2 separate regions of the Homo sapiens genome follow, and region 2 is linked to region 1. The links are chromatin loops, found by intact Hi-C in ENCODE. Cell type or tissue: IMR-90. All regions are shown on one strand. Links, peaks and the distances in the headings refer to the core of each region. The heading gives the core; the rest is flanking DNA. Region 1 has its middle 350 kb from the start of LINC01753. Region 2 has its middle 320 kb from the start of MIR4422.

Evidence for each region. Hi-C counts contacts between places; a loop is a spot of excess contacts. Peaks named below come from ENCODE experiments on the same cell type or tissue, not always from the same donor. Only the 100,000 strongest peaks of a DNase experiment are listed, where the experiment ranks them.
Region 2: it touches region 1 in a loop (2.2-fold over the local background); 1 of 110 quality-filtered maps calls a loop at or near these places.

The regions. Positions count from the first base shown.
Region 1 is chr1:55,593,323-55,601,928 of GRCh38, forward strand. No RefSeq gene overlaps it. Among named protein-coding and RNA genes, the nearest start is that of LINC01753, 350 kb to the right of the region's middle. In IMR-90, for the core only: no CTCF peak of the experiment used is centred there; no DNase peak of the experiment used is centred there; H3K27ac peaks cover 392 bases.
Region 2 is chr1:55,543,584-55,552,189 of GRCh38, forward strand. No RefSeq gene overlaps it. Among named protein-coding and RNA genes, the nearest start is that of MIR4422, 320 kb to the left of the region's middle. In IMR-90, for the core only: no CTCF peak of the experiment used is centred there; no DNase peak of the experiment used is centred there; H3K27ac peaks cover 724 bases.

The sequences.
Region 1 (8,606 bases), core at 426-8,425:
TGCACAAAGAGATGGGTGTTCTTTGGTTCTGATTCTGTGTAAATGCATCCCATCTGGTGTGAACTGTTCAGCACCTGCCAGAACCACTTTCTAAGAAAGGAGGAATTTCAGAGGGGCTTTTGCAAAGTCAGCAAGTAAACCTTTCAGCAGTTTGGAAGATGTTTTGGCAGGGCTGGGGGTGTGGGGCCCTAGTTACTGACTAGAGGTGGGAATGTGATTAGAAAGTTCCTACCTGCAGAGCTGAGCAAATAGACATACACTAATCTTTATTTACATCAAGATGAAATGGTTCTTAAGTGCCTCTTACTTTAAATGCAATGCCAGGACACAGGCCTATGTGCTCCTAGGGTAAGAACACCACTAATATTTCTAGATGTTCATAGGCTGAAGTCAGACCCCATGAAATCACAGATCCCTCAGCTTGATGCCTTAATAGAACCTCAATTTTTGATAATGCCACTCGATGCTCAAAAGCAAAGCCTTCCCTGGCTATACACTGGCTCATGGTGTTCTCTTCAAGCTCTTCCATAACTGAGCCTGGAGGAAGACATTCATGCTGCCCACTAGTATTTCTGTCCTCCTTCTAGGAGCATGGAGTGATTGTCCTTCCATCTCCTTCAAATTAGGCAAGGCTATGTGATTTGATTTGGCCAGTATGAAGTGAATAGAAGTGTCATCGATTATTTCTGAGTGAACATGTTAAAAACTGAAGTCATTCTCCATGGTTCCTCTGGTTGATGTAAGAAGACTTTGATTGGAGTCTTGGTTTTGCTACTTATTAACTGTGTGATTTTAAGTTTCAGAGAGGCTATTAACTTACTCAGTTTTCACCTTTAGAGACCAGAAACAAAATAATATTTTTCATACACAGTGGTTATTTCATTTGCTCCCACCATCCCAATATGTCAACCACATTATAACCCTTACTTTTGCCTGGAGATGCCCTGCATTTTACACAACCAATATTTCCTGAATTCTTTGTTTTAAACATGAGTTTTTGATGAATTACAATACCATAGGACAAATTATTAGGACCCTGTCAGAAAGCAGCCTGGAGTTTATATACATCAAAGAAGCTGATTTTGGCTTGTAAACTGAAAAAAGTAAGCATTCCTGAAAGTCAGAAAGATGAATGGATTAAAAGTATGAAAATAGGAAAATAAATGCCTTAAAACCAAGCTCTCTTACATGTATAGAATGCTAATATTTAATGAAAAGAAAACACTTCAGTGGTTTTTACTTTCAATACGTTAATAGAATGCTTGATTTAGTCATTCATTAAAAAATATTTACCAAGTTACTACCATGTGCCGGGGAGTGCATGAGGCACTGGGGATAAAGCAATGAACATGACAGGGAAGGTCCCTATCTTTAAAGTATTTGTGTTTTAGGAAAGAGAGATAGATAGTAAACAAGTAGGTAACAAATACACATGCTGCTTTCAGGTGATGAAAACTATTATGGAGGAAGTAGACCCTGACTGCCAGAGAGGAATGGTGCCGTCCTACCTACTCGGTCTGGGTCATCAGGAAGACCTCTTGCAGGAGTGATGGGTTTGTTGAGCCCTGAAGTTGAAGACCAGCCAAGGGAATGTCCTGGGGACGAGGGAAAAGCAAGTGAAAGCCTTTGGCGTGGGAAAGGGCTTGGAGGGATGAGAAGGGAGGCCATTGGGACTGAGGCAGCAGAGGAGAGAGGGAGGAGAGAATGTGTAGAATAAGATGAGAGGGTGGGTGGTTGGATGTGGCCCAGAGTATGCAGGACCTTGAGGCTGCAATAAGAGGTTAGAACATGATTCAAATTGCAATGCGATGATGTGAAACCATTGTAGGCTTTCTTTTTTCTGTTTTTAAAAATTGAGGTGTAACTCACACTTAGCAAACTGCATATATTTAAAGAATGTAATTGTATAAGTTTTGACATATGTATACCTACATGAAACCATTTCCACAATCAAGTTCGTGGACATATTCATCACCCTCAAAGCTCTTCTCATGCTACTTTATAACCCCTTCCTTGTAGCCTCCTTTTCTTGACTCCCCACCCATCCTAGGCTGCCACTGATCTGCTTCCTGCCACTATAAATTTGTTTAATATTTTAAAAACTTTTAAAATTGGTAATAGTTTACATATTTTTGATGTACACATGCTATCTTGATACCTCTATATACAATGTGTAGTCACCAAATCAGGGTAATTGGGATATTCATCACCTCAAACATTTTCTTTTCTTTGTGTTGGGAACATTACAATTCTTCTAGCTGTTTTGAAATACATTGGGAGGCTGAGATGGGTGGATCTCAATGTCAGGAGTTTGAGACTAGCCTGGCCAACATGGTGAAACCCTGTCTCTACTAAAAATACAAAAATTAGCCAGGCGTGGTAGTGTGTGCCTGTAATCCCAGCTACTCAGGAGGCTGAGGCAGGAGAATCGCTTGAACCCAGGAGGTGGAGGTTTCAGTGAGTCAAGATCGTGCCACTACACTCCAGCCTGGGTGACAGAGCGAGACTCCATCTCAAAAAAAAAAAAAAAAAAAGAAAGAAATATGTAAATATACAATAAATTATTGTTAACTATAATTTTTCTACTATATTATTTAATACTAGAACTTGTTTCTTCTAACTGTAGTTTTGTACCTCTTAACCAACCTGTCTTCAATCTACCCTCCTGTCTTCCCATCCCTGGCTTGGTAACCACTATTTTACTCTCAACCTCTGTGAGATCTGCCCTTTTAGTGCCCACGTATGAGTGAGAACAGGCAATGTTTGTCTTTCTGTGCCTTCTTAATTCACTTACTCTAATGACCTCCAGTTACATCTATGTTGCTGCAAATGACAGGACTTCATTCCTTTTTATGGTTGAGTAATATTCTGTTGTGGATAATTACCACATTTTCTTTATTCCCTCATCATTGATGGGCACTTACATTGATTCCATATTGTGGCTATGGTGAATAGCGCTGCAATAAACATGAAAGTGCAGATATACTGATTGCCCTTTTTTTTTTTGGGATAGATACCCAGCAGTGGGATGCTGGATCATATGGTACTTCTATTTTTAGTTTTTTGAGAAATATCTATACTGCTTTCCAAAATGGCTGTACTACTTTATGTTTCTACAAACAGTGTATGAGCATTCCCCTTTCTCTACATTCTTGACAACATTTGTTATTTTTCATCTTCTTGATAATACCCATTCTAACTGAGGTGAGATAGTATATCATTGTAGTTTTGATTTGCATTTCTCTGATGGTCAATTTCTCTGATGGTCAATGATTTTGAACACTTTTTAATAAACCTTTTTGCCATTTGTATGTCTACTTTTGAGAAACATCTATTCAGGTCTTCTGCTCATTTTTAAATCAGATTTTTTTTTTTTTTTGCTGTTGAATTGTTTGAGTTTCTTACATGTTCTGGTTATTAATCCATTGTCAGATGGGTAGTTTGCAAATATTTTCTCCTTTTTTGTAGGTTGCCTCTTCACGTTGTTGTTTGTTTTCTTTGCTGTGCAGAAACTTTTTAGGTTGATGTAATCCCATTTGTCTAATTTTGCTTTGGTCACCTGTGCTTTTGAGGTCTTTTTCAAAAAATCTTTGCCCAGACCAATATCCTGTAATGTTTCCCCAATGTTTTCTTTTAGTAATTTCAGTTTTCAGTGGTTTCAGATCTTCCATTTAAATGCTTAATCCATGTTGAGTTGATTTTTGTATATGGTGAAAGATGGGGGTCTAGTTTCATTTTCTGCGTATTGATTCTTACCGTTTTCCCAACACTATTTATTAAGAGACTGTCCTTTCCTCAGTGTATGTTCTTGGCAACTTTGTCAAAAATGAGTTGACTATTAAGTGCATGGATTTATTTCTGGGTTCTCTGTTCTGTTCCACTGATCTGTGTCTACTTTTATGCTAGTACCATGCTGTTTTGGTTACTATAGCTTGGTAGGATATTTTGAAATTAGGTAGTGTGATGCCTCCAGCTTTGTTCTTTTTGCTCAGGATTGTGTTAGCTAATTGGGGTCTTTTGTGGTTCCATACAAAATTTAGGATTATTTTTCTATTTCTGTGAAGAATGTTATTTGTATTTTGATAGGAATTGCATTGAATCTTATAGATGTTTTGGGAAGTATAGATATTTTAACAATATTAATTCTTCCAATCTATGTGTATGGGATATCTTTGCTTTTTGTGTGTGCTCTCTTCAATTTTTTTTATCAGTGTCTTATGTCTTCCTTATAGAGATTTTTCACTCCTTCGGTTAAATTTATTCCTAGGTATTTAATATTTTGTAGCTCTTATACGTGGGATTGTCTTCTTGATTTCTTTTTCAGATTGATCACTGTTAGTATGTATAAACACTATGGATTTTTGTGTGTTGATTTTATATACTGCAACTTTACTGAATTTGTTTCTCAGTTCTGAGAGATTTTTGTGGAGTCTTTAGGTTTTTCTAAATATAAGATCATGTCATCGGCAAACAAGAATAATTTGACTTCTTCCTTTCCAATTTAATTTTTTTACTTTTTAAAGAACTTTACATAAAGACAATTGTATGGTAAGTATTCTTTAAAGTCTAACTTATGTTCCCTAGCATAATTATTTTGAGTCTCATCTGTGTGTGTTTCTTTATTGCCAAGTAGTATTTAATTGTGTGGATATACTAAAATTTGTTTATTCATTGACCCTGTTAATGGACATTTGTTTTTGGTCTTGTTTTTTCCAGTTTCTGTCTATTGCAAATAAAGCTGCTAAGAACGTTTGTATACAGATCTTTGTATGAGCTATTTTATTTTTTCTTGGATAAATTCCTAGGAGTGTAATCGCTGGATCATATGGTAGCTCTGTGTATAACATTTAAAAAAGCCATCCAACCTATTTTCCAAAGTGGTTGTAGCCTTTTACATTCCCACTACCAATGTGTGAGAATTTTAGTTTTTTCACATCCTTGTTAACAGTTGGTATTGCTAGTTTTAAATTCCAGCCTTTCTAATCAACATTTAGTAGTTTAATTTGTATTTTCCTAATGACTATGATGTTGAATATCTTTTAATTTGCTTATTAGCTATACATATATTAATATTTTCTTTTGTGCAGTGTATGTTCAAATCATTTTGCAATGTTTAAAATTGGGCTTTTTGTTTTCTTAATATTGAATTTTGAGTGTTCTTTGTATATTCCAGATACAAGGTCTTTATCGGATTTGTGCTTTGTGAATATTTTCCCTCAGTCCGAGTCTTTTCATTCTTTTAACAGTGTGTCTTTATAAATTTATTCTTTTTTTTCTTTTATGGATCATGATTGTGGTATCATATCTAGGAAATCTTTGCCTGATCCAAGGGCTACACAGATTTTTCCTCATGTTGGTTTTCTAAAAGTTTTATGGTTTAGATTTTACATTAGGTTTTCATCTGATCTATGTTTGAGTATATTTTTCTATATGAAATGAGGTATAAACAAAAGGTTTTTTTTGCTTATGAATATCTAATTGTTTCAGCACCATTTTTTAAAAAGACTGTCTTTTCTCCATGGAATTGCCATTTATTCTTTGTCAAAAATCCGTTGTCTATATAATGTGAGTCTATTTCAGTATTCTCTATTTCATTCCATTAATCTATTTGATATTTGTCTAATCAATAATAATCACACTGTCTTGATGACTATACTTTTATAATGAAAGCAGGTAGTGATAGTGTTACAACTTTCTTCTTTATTGAAATTGTTTTAATTATGCTAGATCCTTTCCATTTTCCTGTGAATTTTAGAAAGCCTGTTAATTTCTCAAAAAATACATGCTGGAATTTTGGTTGGGATTGTGTTGAATCAATAGGCTAAATGGGGAGTGTTGCTCTCTTAACAATAGTGAGTCTTCTAAATGCTGAACAAGATATATTTAGCTTTTCATTTCTTTAGGTCTTCTTTAATTCCTCTCTGCAATATTTTATAGTTTTTAGTGTATACGTTCTTCATATCTGCTGTTGGACTTTTCTCTAAGTATTTAATGTTTTTAAAGCTATTGCAAACTGCATTTTAGAAAACTTTCTGATTATTCATTGCTAGTATATAGAAATAAAATTGATTCTTTGGGGTATTGGTAATGTATTCTTCAACCTTGCTAAACTCACTAGTTCTAGCAGCATTTTTGTAGAGTATATTGAATTTTCTCAAGGATGATTATGTTATCTGCAAATAAAGACACTTTTATTTCATAGTTTGTAAGCTGGAAAACACATATTTTATTTTCTTGCTTGATTATACTTACTGGAAGCTCCAGTACGATGTTGAATAGGTGGTAGGAATAGACATCATTGTCTTATTCCTGATTTTAGGAAGGAAAGTATTCACTCTTTTATGATTAAGTATGATTTTATCTGTAGGTTTTTCATAGATGTCCTCTATCAGATTGAGGAGTTTTCATTCTTTTCCTAGTTTGCAGAGAGTTATTTTTATCAGAAATCGATGTTGGATTGTGTCAATTTTGTTTTACATCTGATATGGTTTGGCTCTGTGTCCCCACCCAAATCTCACCTTGAATTGTAATAATCCCCACATGTCAAGGGCAGGACCAGGTGGAGATAATTGAATCATGAGGTTGGTTTCCCGCATGCTGTTCTCATGATAGTGAGTGAGTACTCACGAGATCTGATGGTTTTATCAGGGGCTTCCCACTTCACTTGGCACTCCTTCCCCTTCCTGCCACCACGAGAAGAAGGATATATTTGCTTCCCCTTCCACCATGATTGTAAGTTTCCTGAGGCCTCTCCAGCCCTATAGAACTGTGAGTCAATTAAACCTCTTTCCTATATAAATTACCCAGTCTTGGGTATGTCTTTATTAGAGGCATGAGAAGGGACTAATACAATATCTTTTGAGACAGTAAATACATTTTAGTTTGTTCGCATAGTGAATTACAGACTGATTTTTTGAATGCTGAAACAACCTTGCATCCTGGAGATTAACCCTACTTGGTCATGATGCAATGACCTTTTTTTATATTGTTCAATTGATTTTGCTAAAATTTTGCATCTATGTTTATGAGACCATTTACATTTAAAGTGATTATAATATGCTTAGGTTTAAGCCTATCATCTTGCCATGTGTTTTCTATTTGTTCCATCTGTTCTTAATTTTCTTTTCCCTTTTTTCTGCCTTCTTTTGGATTGAGTTTTTTTTATGATTCCATTTTTATCTCCTTTTTGGCTTCTTAGCTACAGTTCTGTTTTGTTATTTTAATTGTTGCTTTAGAATTTATAGTATACAGAGCAGTTTGCTGTTCTCCTTGTGGAACATAGAAAAGGAGTGAAGAAAGGTAGTTTTGGTCTCCTGCCTAGGCCCCACAATCTTTCCTAGTGGACCCAAAGCTCAGGGATACCTTGGGTTGCAATACTTCACTGGGTATGGTAGGCTCAGTGAAGTTGTTGATCCTCAGCGGGGCAGTTTATTCTGTTTTTAAAACTGTAGTCAGTTTCTCTTCAACCATTATGCAAGAGGATATGGGAGAAGCCACACATCAAGAGACACCTTTTGGAAATCTACCAGCAAGGTTGATGGAGCAACCTGGAAATACAAGGCTAACAGCAGACAAGGGTTCCAAAAGGCCTCACTCAGACCTGTCTTTCTGCTTCTCTCATGCGGAGGTTCACAGCTACCTTACTGCTCAAAAAGGGACTTTCTTCTCAGATGAGACCTCCTGACTACCTCCCCAATCTGGCAGTTTGACAAAATTCCGTAGATTTTAAGGTGCTCATGGTGTGAAAGTGTTGGGAACCTTCCAGACTGAGTCTCTTTCAGTTCTTCAAGAGTTACACGCTTGTTATCTGCAGGCCTTTGCCCATGTGGTCATCTCACCTTGGAACACTCTCCCTATTGTTCCCCACTCCATTTGCCTAAATCCTGGAGAGCACAACTTTCTCCAGGAAGAAAACCATCTGGAGGTAGCTGAGATGAAACTTCCTCCAGATGGTTTTCCTCAAGCCTCCCCCATCACCTTAAAGAATCAGGTTGCCCTCCCTTGTGCCTTCATTGCCCACTGCTCCCCATTGCAGATAATGCCTCTTTCATTATCTAGCTAATGAACAGTCTGGAGAGGAGAGAGAAAAAGACATGAACTCTTGGAATCATGTAACATTTTACATTTATATCTGTTATTTACTTTATAGCCAGGCATTGTTCAAAGTACTGTACACAGCTGATAATATTAGAAGATGGATAGGTGAGTGAGATTGCAGGCCCTTGATAAGTCAGGTGTGTTGTTTGCACAGAGAGACTATGACCAGGGAAGGCCTAACCTATAGGTTTTGGAGTATTCAAAGGTTTGAGGGACATGAGAGAGTAAAGCATCCTTAGTAGCACAGGTTGAGTAAAGCCTTCTCTTGTCCCTGGTATCTGACTGCAGCAGCTTCTCCAGCTGCTTCTCCAAAGGCATCCAATGGCTAGCTGTAATTTACATAGCCACCCTCTTTATTTTTTTTCTTCTTAGGTTTATTTATTCACTTTTTATTAAAGTATAACATGGCTACAAAAAAATACACCTAAGTGGCAATTGGATGAAATTTTACAAAACATACACACCCATATAGCCAACACCCAGATCAAGAAACAGTACGTTCCTGCATC
Region 2 (8,606 bases), core at 294-8,293, 50 kb before region 1:
GTTTCCTGTGGCTTTGCTTTTGTGTTAGTGAAGTAGACTGGCTTGTGCCGCAGAAATCAAAACGACTCAAATTTTGAAGCCTTCAGAACAAGGATAACTTTCTTTGTTGCTCATACCAAGTTTGCTGCTGGTCTCAGAGGACTCATCAGGGAGATTGTCCTCTGTGTGATAGCTCAGTGTTGCTCTCTGTATCAACACAACCTTCCCAGATCATAACGGCAAGGGGAGAAGATGCTAGAAAGTCTCATACCACCAGTAAATATTTCTGCCCAGAATTGACACACTTATTTTCATTCACAGTTCACTGGGTTCATTGAACAAAAAAGTCACATGATCATGTCAAATTTTAGAGGTATAGAGAAATGCCAATCTCTCTGTGTGCCTGGAAAGTAAAGAACTGGGGATTTTGTGAGCATCATGAGTATGCACCTCAGTCTGCCCTTAAAATTCATGTCTTGGCAGAATATAAGATATCACTTGCTCGAATATCATTTTTTCTCTCAAGAATCTAAAAATCATGATTCGGTGTCTTCTATTACCAGTATTGCGTATGAGAAATCTAAGTCTTAATTTCAGTCTAAGAGAGACTTAGAAGAGCGACATGCAAAATTATGTCTAGATACATAAATACATACACACACAGAACTATGTATGAGGTAGTCTCCCTTTATCCACAGGAGAAACGCTGCAAGACCCCTAGCGGATGCCTGAAATCATGGATAGCACCAAGCTTTATATATGCTATGTTTCTTCTTATATATATGTACCTATGATAAAGTTTAACTTACAAATTAGGCACAGTGAGAGAATAATGACAACAGCCAAAAATAAAATAGAACAATTATAATAATGTACCGTAATAAAAGCTATGTGAATGTGATCTCTCTTTCTCAAAATATCTTATTGTACTGTAACTTGGGTAACTGAAACTGTGGAATGTGAAACTGTGGATAAAGGGGGACAACTGTAGACACACACACACACACACACACACACACACACACACACACACACACCATGTTATATAGATCTCAATTTATTCATCCATCCATTCATCTATGATGTTCAGGTCTGCCAGGACAATACAAAGATTGGATTAGATATGTAGGAGACTTATTGGCACGGGAGCAGGAGAAGCCTGGGAGAACCTTCAGGTCATGATGTAGATCTGAAACCTGTGGAAGGAGAGAGGGAAAGCAGGGGAATTAGATTGAAGTCATCTCTGACTGTGGCACACTTGCAAGGAAGATTTGGCCAGGCCCATGGGGTGCCCTCAAGCCAAAGTTGTCCATTGGAAGAGTCCCACATCTTGTAGGACTGGCCTGCTGTAGGATCCCTGCCATGCTTACTCATTGCATGCAGCCTGCAGGAAGCATAGCATCCCCATAAACTTAGTGGTGGATTCAGAGGGACTGCAGATGGGGCCATCCGTTAATTACGTTCTCTGCAGCAAGAGATCTGAGAGGCTGCCACATTTTCATGGTTGCCACAAGAAGCTTAAAAATATTTTTTCTTTTTTTTTTTTTGAGTTACGTAATTTCACCAGGGTATGTCTAGTGTGTGTCACTTGAAAATTATTCCTATTTAAGACAAAGGTGCATCTTTTTCATATAAAGTTTCATGTCTTTCCTAACCTCAGTAAAACTTCTTTAATTCTAACTTCCTGTTATTCTCCTCCATCTGTTTCTTGTGCCCCTTTTGAAACTCTGTTACTTCCATAATATATCACCTACATATGTCTTTCGTGTCTCTTATCTTTTTACAGATGATTTTCAATTTTTTGTATTTTTGCCATGTATTGGGGGTTACTTCTTATACCTAATTTGAAAAAATGCTCTTGTTTGAAAACTTCTCTATTAAATCTTAAAATTCTGAAATAATTCATGAAGTACCACAAGTATATTTTTGTGCTTTCACAATATCTCCTTAAGAATTCTAACTATGTCTTGCCTCCTTAAAAGCTACTTTGTTTTAGTTGTTGGGACTGGTCTCCTTACTTCAATGGTTTTGATCCCTTTTAAAATAATGTCTACTCTTTAAATGCTTGGTTTGGAGGATATACACACTAGGCATTGGGGTATTTTGGGCCAGGGAGGTTGACAGGCATTGGAAGGTAAGGAGAAATGTCTTCTCCAGTAGGCTGCTGATGACAGGTTCTTTAAGATGGGGTGAGGTTCAGAAGCTTCTTTATTCTAAAGTCCCAATGGAAATGGGGTGCCCTTGGCCCCACATTGCTACTCCTCTTGGACACAGCCACCTATGAGAATAGCTATCTCTCCTGGAGCTGCACATAGCTCGTTGGAGGAATGGTTCCTGTCTTTGATCCTAGGGGATTTACCGGGCTTTCTTCCCTGGACCTCATAACTGAAGTGTTCACTCCAGATTTTTCTAGAGAGGCAATCTTCTGTTCAGGTGGAGTTTGGGGTCCTTCCTTTGCTATCACAATCAATGAATCCCTCATCCTGTATCTTCTTTCCGAATATTTGAGGTTTCAGCCATATGTGGCTTTTTCTCTAGCCTACTGCAATCAGCCAAGTTAATTTTGGTCGTTGATTCACCCCCAGGGAGTTGCAACAGCAAAAAGATCCTGAGCACCTGTTCAGGTCATTATTTTGTAGAATCCCCCAATAATTTCTCCTAATTCTTGATAATTAAAATGCCCCTCCCATCTTCTTGTCTTTTCGAGCCCCCTTATTTTCTTCTTTTTGCATATTGGCATGTCAGCTTATTTCTATCAAAGAAGTCTTACAAAAGGGAAAACAATAGTTTGATTTTGTTACTGTCACCAAACTTACTATTCCCAGTGCAGATACCCTATCTGATGTTGGTTATTGCATGTCATAAGTCTAGGGTCAGCAGTCTGGGGATAGCCCTGGGAATTGGCTCCGAGTTTGTCATAATTGGAGTAACCACTACAAGAAAGATGGGGAGGCAGGCATGGGCATAATGAGAGGGTATGTTTGTCTGGAAGTCAGGGAGTAGGCTGGGACATATAATAGTTGCTTGTGAAAGCAGCAGTCTCATTTTGAGACTCTACCTTTGAAATGCCTATGTTGTTTAAATCTCTGTCTTGATGGCTGGCAATGTTGCTTTTCCAACCAAAAAGTTTAACAGTCATGGACTGCATGCCAAGTCCCATGCAAAGCATTTTATATGTGCTAACTCATTCACTCCTTACCACAACCCTGTATTGTTATCTTCATTTTACAAGTGGATAGACAGGGCTCAAAGAGAAGAGGTCAATTAGATGGCAGAATTGGTATTTGAATATGGTTTGGGTGATTCCAATGTCCACAGGTATGCTGTATGTCACCACTCTGTGTTCCTTATCGGCCCATGCTGTGTTTAGTTTTGAGTTGACTTTTGAAAGGTGAGTAAGATTTCAATAGCAAAAATAGGGAGGGCTGTCCAATTTGAGATACCAGCACATGAACAGGCAGGAAGGCAGGTGTAGATACAAAGGGAGATGTGGTTCTATGTGATTGGATTATAAACTATACAAGGGTGCTGTTATAGGGAGAAATGAGATTTGAAAGACAGGTTAACGCCAGATGGTGAAGGATCCTGTAACTTCCAAGCTGTGGAATTTTAGGCAAGTTATTTCACCTCTCTGAACTTCAGCTTCTTGATCTGGAAAATGGGGATGAAATGACCGTCATGATTTTGTGCGTGTGTGTGTCTGTGTTCATGAGCTCATATCCACGTGTGTGTGTATAAAGCACCTAGTAAGCATGTAATGAAAGTTGATCCTCTTCCCTGTTTTTCAGGAGCTGCAGCTGGCTAGTTGGGGTGGGCAGGAGGGTTAGGGATGGGGGTAATGGAGGGCTGGCAATGTTTTAGCAGCTCCTGAGGCCCCAGGTTTCTTCCAATCCCAACAACCTCTTCATCATTTGAGCAATCAGCCTCAGGCCCATTTGGTGTTAATTATGGCAACCCAGCCTTCTCTGTGTGAAGGAAACAGTTCCTCATTTCTCTCATTAAAGTAAAATATGACCCAGTTTTATGCCTGCGTATTTTGTTGCGGAGATTACGAGAATCATCCTTTCTGTTTATATGGAACGAAGAAACGTTACACCAGGAGGGCGGCCTGGGCCCCTGAGCCTGGGGAATAGAAAGCAGATGTTGTCCTCACTGTTATTTTTCCTCCTAGCCCTGCTCCCACCCTTCTCCTATCATCTCTTCTCCCTCTAAGAAACATAATCCTCATTTCAGATCAACACAAGGTAAGAGGATTGTAGGAGAATAAACTCACATTTACTGAGCTCTGTACCAGGTGCCAAGTCCTATAAACGAGTTCCCAGAAGCTTCAGGGCTAGTTGGTATTAATCCTTTTTAAAAATTGTATATATTTAAGGTGTACAACATGATGTTTGGATATACATATACATAATGAAGTGATTACTACAGTCAAACAAATTAACATATCCATCACCTCACACAGTTGGCTCTCTTTTATGTACTCTCATTGTTAGCAAGTTTCCAATATACAATACAATATTATTAGTTATAGTCCTCCCGCTGTAGTTTAGGTCTTTAGACTGATTTGTCCTATAGAATTGCAACTGTATATACCCTTTGACCTATTAATCTTTTCTCACTCTCAGTTCCCTCAAACCAAGAACGCCCAAAGTCTTTCTGTTGTCTTGAGATGTGGGACAAAAACTAACCATGCTAGTCATAGATGCAATTACAAACCTTTGTGCGCTGCTTTGTGGGGTACACAGACTTTCACACATATTGTTCTAGTGGATCTTCCCCCCAGATAAAGTGACTGGGGGTTGCAAGAACTCAGGAATTTGTACAACTGAATTACTAAGTAATGGATACTTTGAAAGATTTTAAGCAGGGAATTGACAATGTAAGATGTGTGCTTTTGAAGGATTGCTCTGGTAAGAGTCTGGAAATGGGTAGGAAGAAAGTGACAGTGAAAGAGATATTTAAAAAAAAAAATCGTCCCAAACATGGAAATAAGGCAAAGAGTTCTGCATGTGTTCTCATTGTCATACCAGAGCATTGTCTAACAGGTATGCTTGATGGATATTTAATTCTCTATGGCAGGGGTTGACAAACTTTTAGTGCAAAGGACCAGATAGTAAATATTTTAGTCTTGTGGTCCATATGGTCTCTGCTGTAGTTGGTCAAAAATACCATTGTAGCATGAAAACAGCCAAAGACAATATGTAAATGAATGAGCATGAATGGTGTAAATAAAACTTTATTTACAAAAACAAAAGGTGGCTGCCAACTTCTACTCTACAGGAATGTACTTTTGTTTGACATATTGTTTACTATTGATTAGAACCCAGCTTTGCTAAATTACATGCTGGTTTGTAAATTTTTTTTCTAATGGAGTTGCAAATAATCTCAGCCTATTAAAAAAATTCTAAAGGCTATGGTTTTATTGTTGTGAAGGACATTAACCAGTTTTATATCTAACAAGAAATCTTATTCCAACGTTCTTTCTGCAGTGCTTATATAATATAAATACTCAGCCCTTTGCATATGCTACAAGCTAGATTTACCATCTGGCTGGTTCCCTCATTAATGCATTAAATAAATCTTTAACACATGTTCACTTTATATTTGTATGACAGTTATGTTTTATTTTAACTCTCTGAAAGTTTTACTGTATTTTAACAGTAGAGAGTTTCAGGATAAGATTGTTGGAGTAGTCCAGAGAAGATTCAGAGGTGATATAGATGGAGACTCTGAGATATTTTCAAGATGTTTAAAAGATATAATTGATAGGACTTGATCATTGATGATATGGAGGACTGAAGAAGAGGATAGAGAATGAATGATTCCCAAATATAGCTTGATATGATGACTAATAAATGGCATTGCTACTCATCGAGCCAGGGAATACTGTTACAGAATATTCCCTAATCCTTCAAAAGTTTATGGCAATGTCAGTTATCTGCAGAATAACTAAGGTTCTTCCAGGTGTGTGCCTTCTCAATCAGTCCAGAGGTCCTAAGATCTGATCACATTGGACCATATTACTGTTAATAAGAACTGTTCCTTGTTTAACACTGTGCCTCTTTTTCCCATGCATTTTCTTGTGTTATCCTAACCCCATCTAGGGATACTATCTGAGTTTCCTTAACTCTATTTTGGTGAGAAAGTTTAACCACTTAGATGAGACTACATAATACAGAAGACCAGAACCTAGAACCTGGTCCTCCTGAATCCTGGTCTAGTGATGTTTCAATGGAAATTTGGAAAAAAATCTGTGATGGCTTACTAGGCTGTGAACTCTCTGAGGTCAGGGACCATGTCTGGTTTTGTTTGCTATTATAGCCCTGGCGTGTAGTAGATGCTCATCAAATGTTTGAATGAACAAATCAATGAATGAACTCGGTCATTGAAGAAAAGCATTATTTCGAGAGTCAAGGAGTCTGGGTCTGCAACTGACCTTGTTAAGAAAATCCCTTCCTTTCTCAAGACCTCATTTTCCCCCACTACAAAATGAGATGGATTGGACTAGGCAATACTGGGTCTTCCTTCTAAGTCTAAACACCTATAAATTAGGAGAGCAGCCCAGGACCCATCATGTCAAGTGAATTTTGAGGGAAATAATTTTGCTTTTGTGTTCTGAGGGAGAGGGAGGGGGCTATATTTTCAAGGTCAGATGTCTAGGTGTCTGAGACTGAGTTAGCGCTTCTAGGGCCAAAGCTTATGGAGTCTCTTGGATCAGAGAAGAATGAGGGTCTTTCCTGCTGCTTAAAATAGATAATGATTATTTCTAGAACTAGTGAGAACCCTAGATTGGAAGATAACATTTGTTGTTACCACAGCATTTCATGGCATTTCCAGCAGTTCCTGAAAGGAGAAAGAGGTATCAGCGAGAGCCCACTCAGTCCAGCCTTGTTCTGGGCACTGGGGCTAGGGCTGATCGTGGTGCTTGCAGACATGTTGCGGAGTGGGCAGAATCCTGGGTGGAGAGTCAGTAGACCTAACATTTTATCTCAACTCTGCCACATAGTAGCTCTGTGACATGGTCAAGTCTCTGCCTCCTGAACCTTAATTTCCTGTCTGTAGAATACAAGGTAAGGGTTCCACAGGAAGACCTCAACATCAATCTGGCTGCTGGGAGGAAGCAGGTTCTAGCTTAGATGGTTTGAGAGAGGTTAATGAAGGACCTAATCATGCGGGATGTGGGCAGGGTTAAGGGAACCAACATGAGATGTTGAGGTGCCCAGAGGCTACCAAGAGTGGGAAGCCATTACTACCCAAGCCTGAACAGTGAGGGAGGAGACTAGCTTTCTGGGACCCCACCCAGAACGGGAGGAAGGGCCACCCACAGGAGGTGTAGTCAGGGAGGGTCTTAGCCTCTTCCGGAAATGTATACCAAGGCAGGGAGGGAGCCAGAGGAATACCCTGGCCTCTTTCTCTTCTGCCCCGATTTCCTGCAGGCACCTCTGAGTCGTGCAGCATGAGGGTCACCCTCAGCAGCACAAAGCAGGAAAGAGAGAGTGGAGAATGGATCTGGGAGGGGGTGGAACAATGGCAAAGAACCAGCCCAGCCTCTAAAACCCCTTGTCATCTGACCATTGTGTCATCCTGTGAAACTGTCAGCCTCCCTTCCTTAACCAATCCCTCTTTTCCAGCCACATCACAGGACGGTCTGTTTGGGGAGCTATACAATTAATAACATCTCTGCCTAGATTTCTCTAGATATTCTTTGGAAAATCAAGGGGTAAATGATGATGCCTCCAGAGGCCAATTCAGGCTTATGTGTCCCAATGTGTGTCTTTAAAAAAAAAAACTTTTATTTCAGGTCCAGGGATACATGTGAAGTTTTGTTATATAGGTAACATGTCATGGAGGTTTGTTGTACAGATTATTTCATCACTCAGGTATTAAGCTTAGTACCTGATAGTTAATTTTGCTACTCCTCTCCCTCCTCCCACCCTTCACCCTCAAGTAGACTCCAGTGTCTGTTGCTCCTTTCTTTGTGTTCATGTGTTCTCATCATTTAGCTCCCGCTTATAAGTGAGAACATGTGGTATTTGGTTTTCTATTCCTGTGTTAGGATAATAGATGCTAAGGATAATGGCCTCCAGCTTTATCCATGTTCCTGCAAAAGACATAGTCACATTCTTTTTATGGCTGCATAGTATTCTATGGTATATATGCACCACATTTGTTAAATCTAATCTGTCATTGATGGGCATTTAGGCTGATTCCATGTCTTTGCTATTGTGAAGAGTGCTGCAGTGAACATTTGCATGCATGTGTCTTTGTGGCAGAGTGATTTATATTCTTCTGGGTATATACCCAATTATGGGCTTGCTAGGTTGAATGGTAGTTCTGTTTTTAGCTCTTTGAGGAATCACCATACTGCTTTTCACAATGGTTGAACTAATTTACACTCCCATCAACAGTGTATGTTTCTTTTTGTCTGCAACCTCACCAACATCTGTTATTTTTAGACTTTTTAATAAATAGCATGTATTAGTTTGTTCTCACATTGCTATAAAGAACTACCCGAGACTGGGTAATTTATAAAGAAAAGAGGTTTGGTTGGCTCATGGTTCCACAGGCTGTATGGGAAGCATGGCTGGGAGGCCTCAGGAAACTTATGATCATGGCAGAAAGTGAAG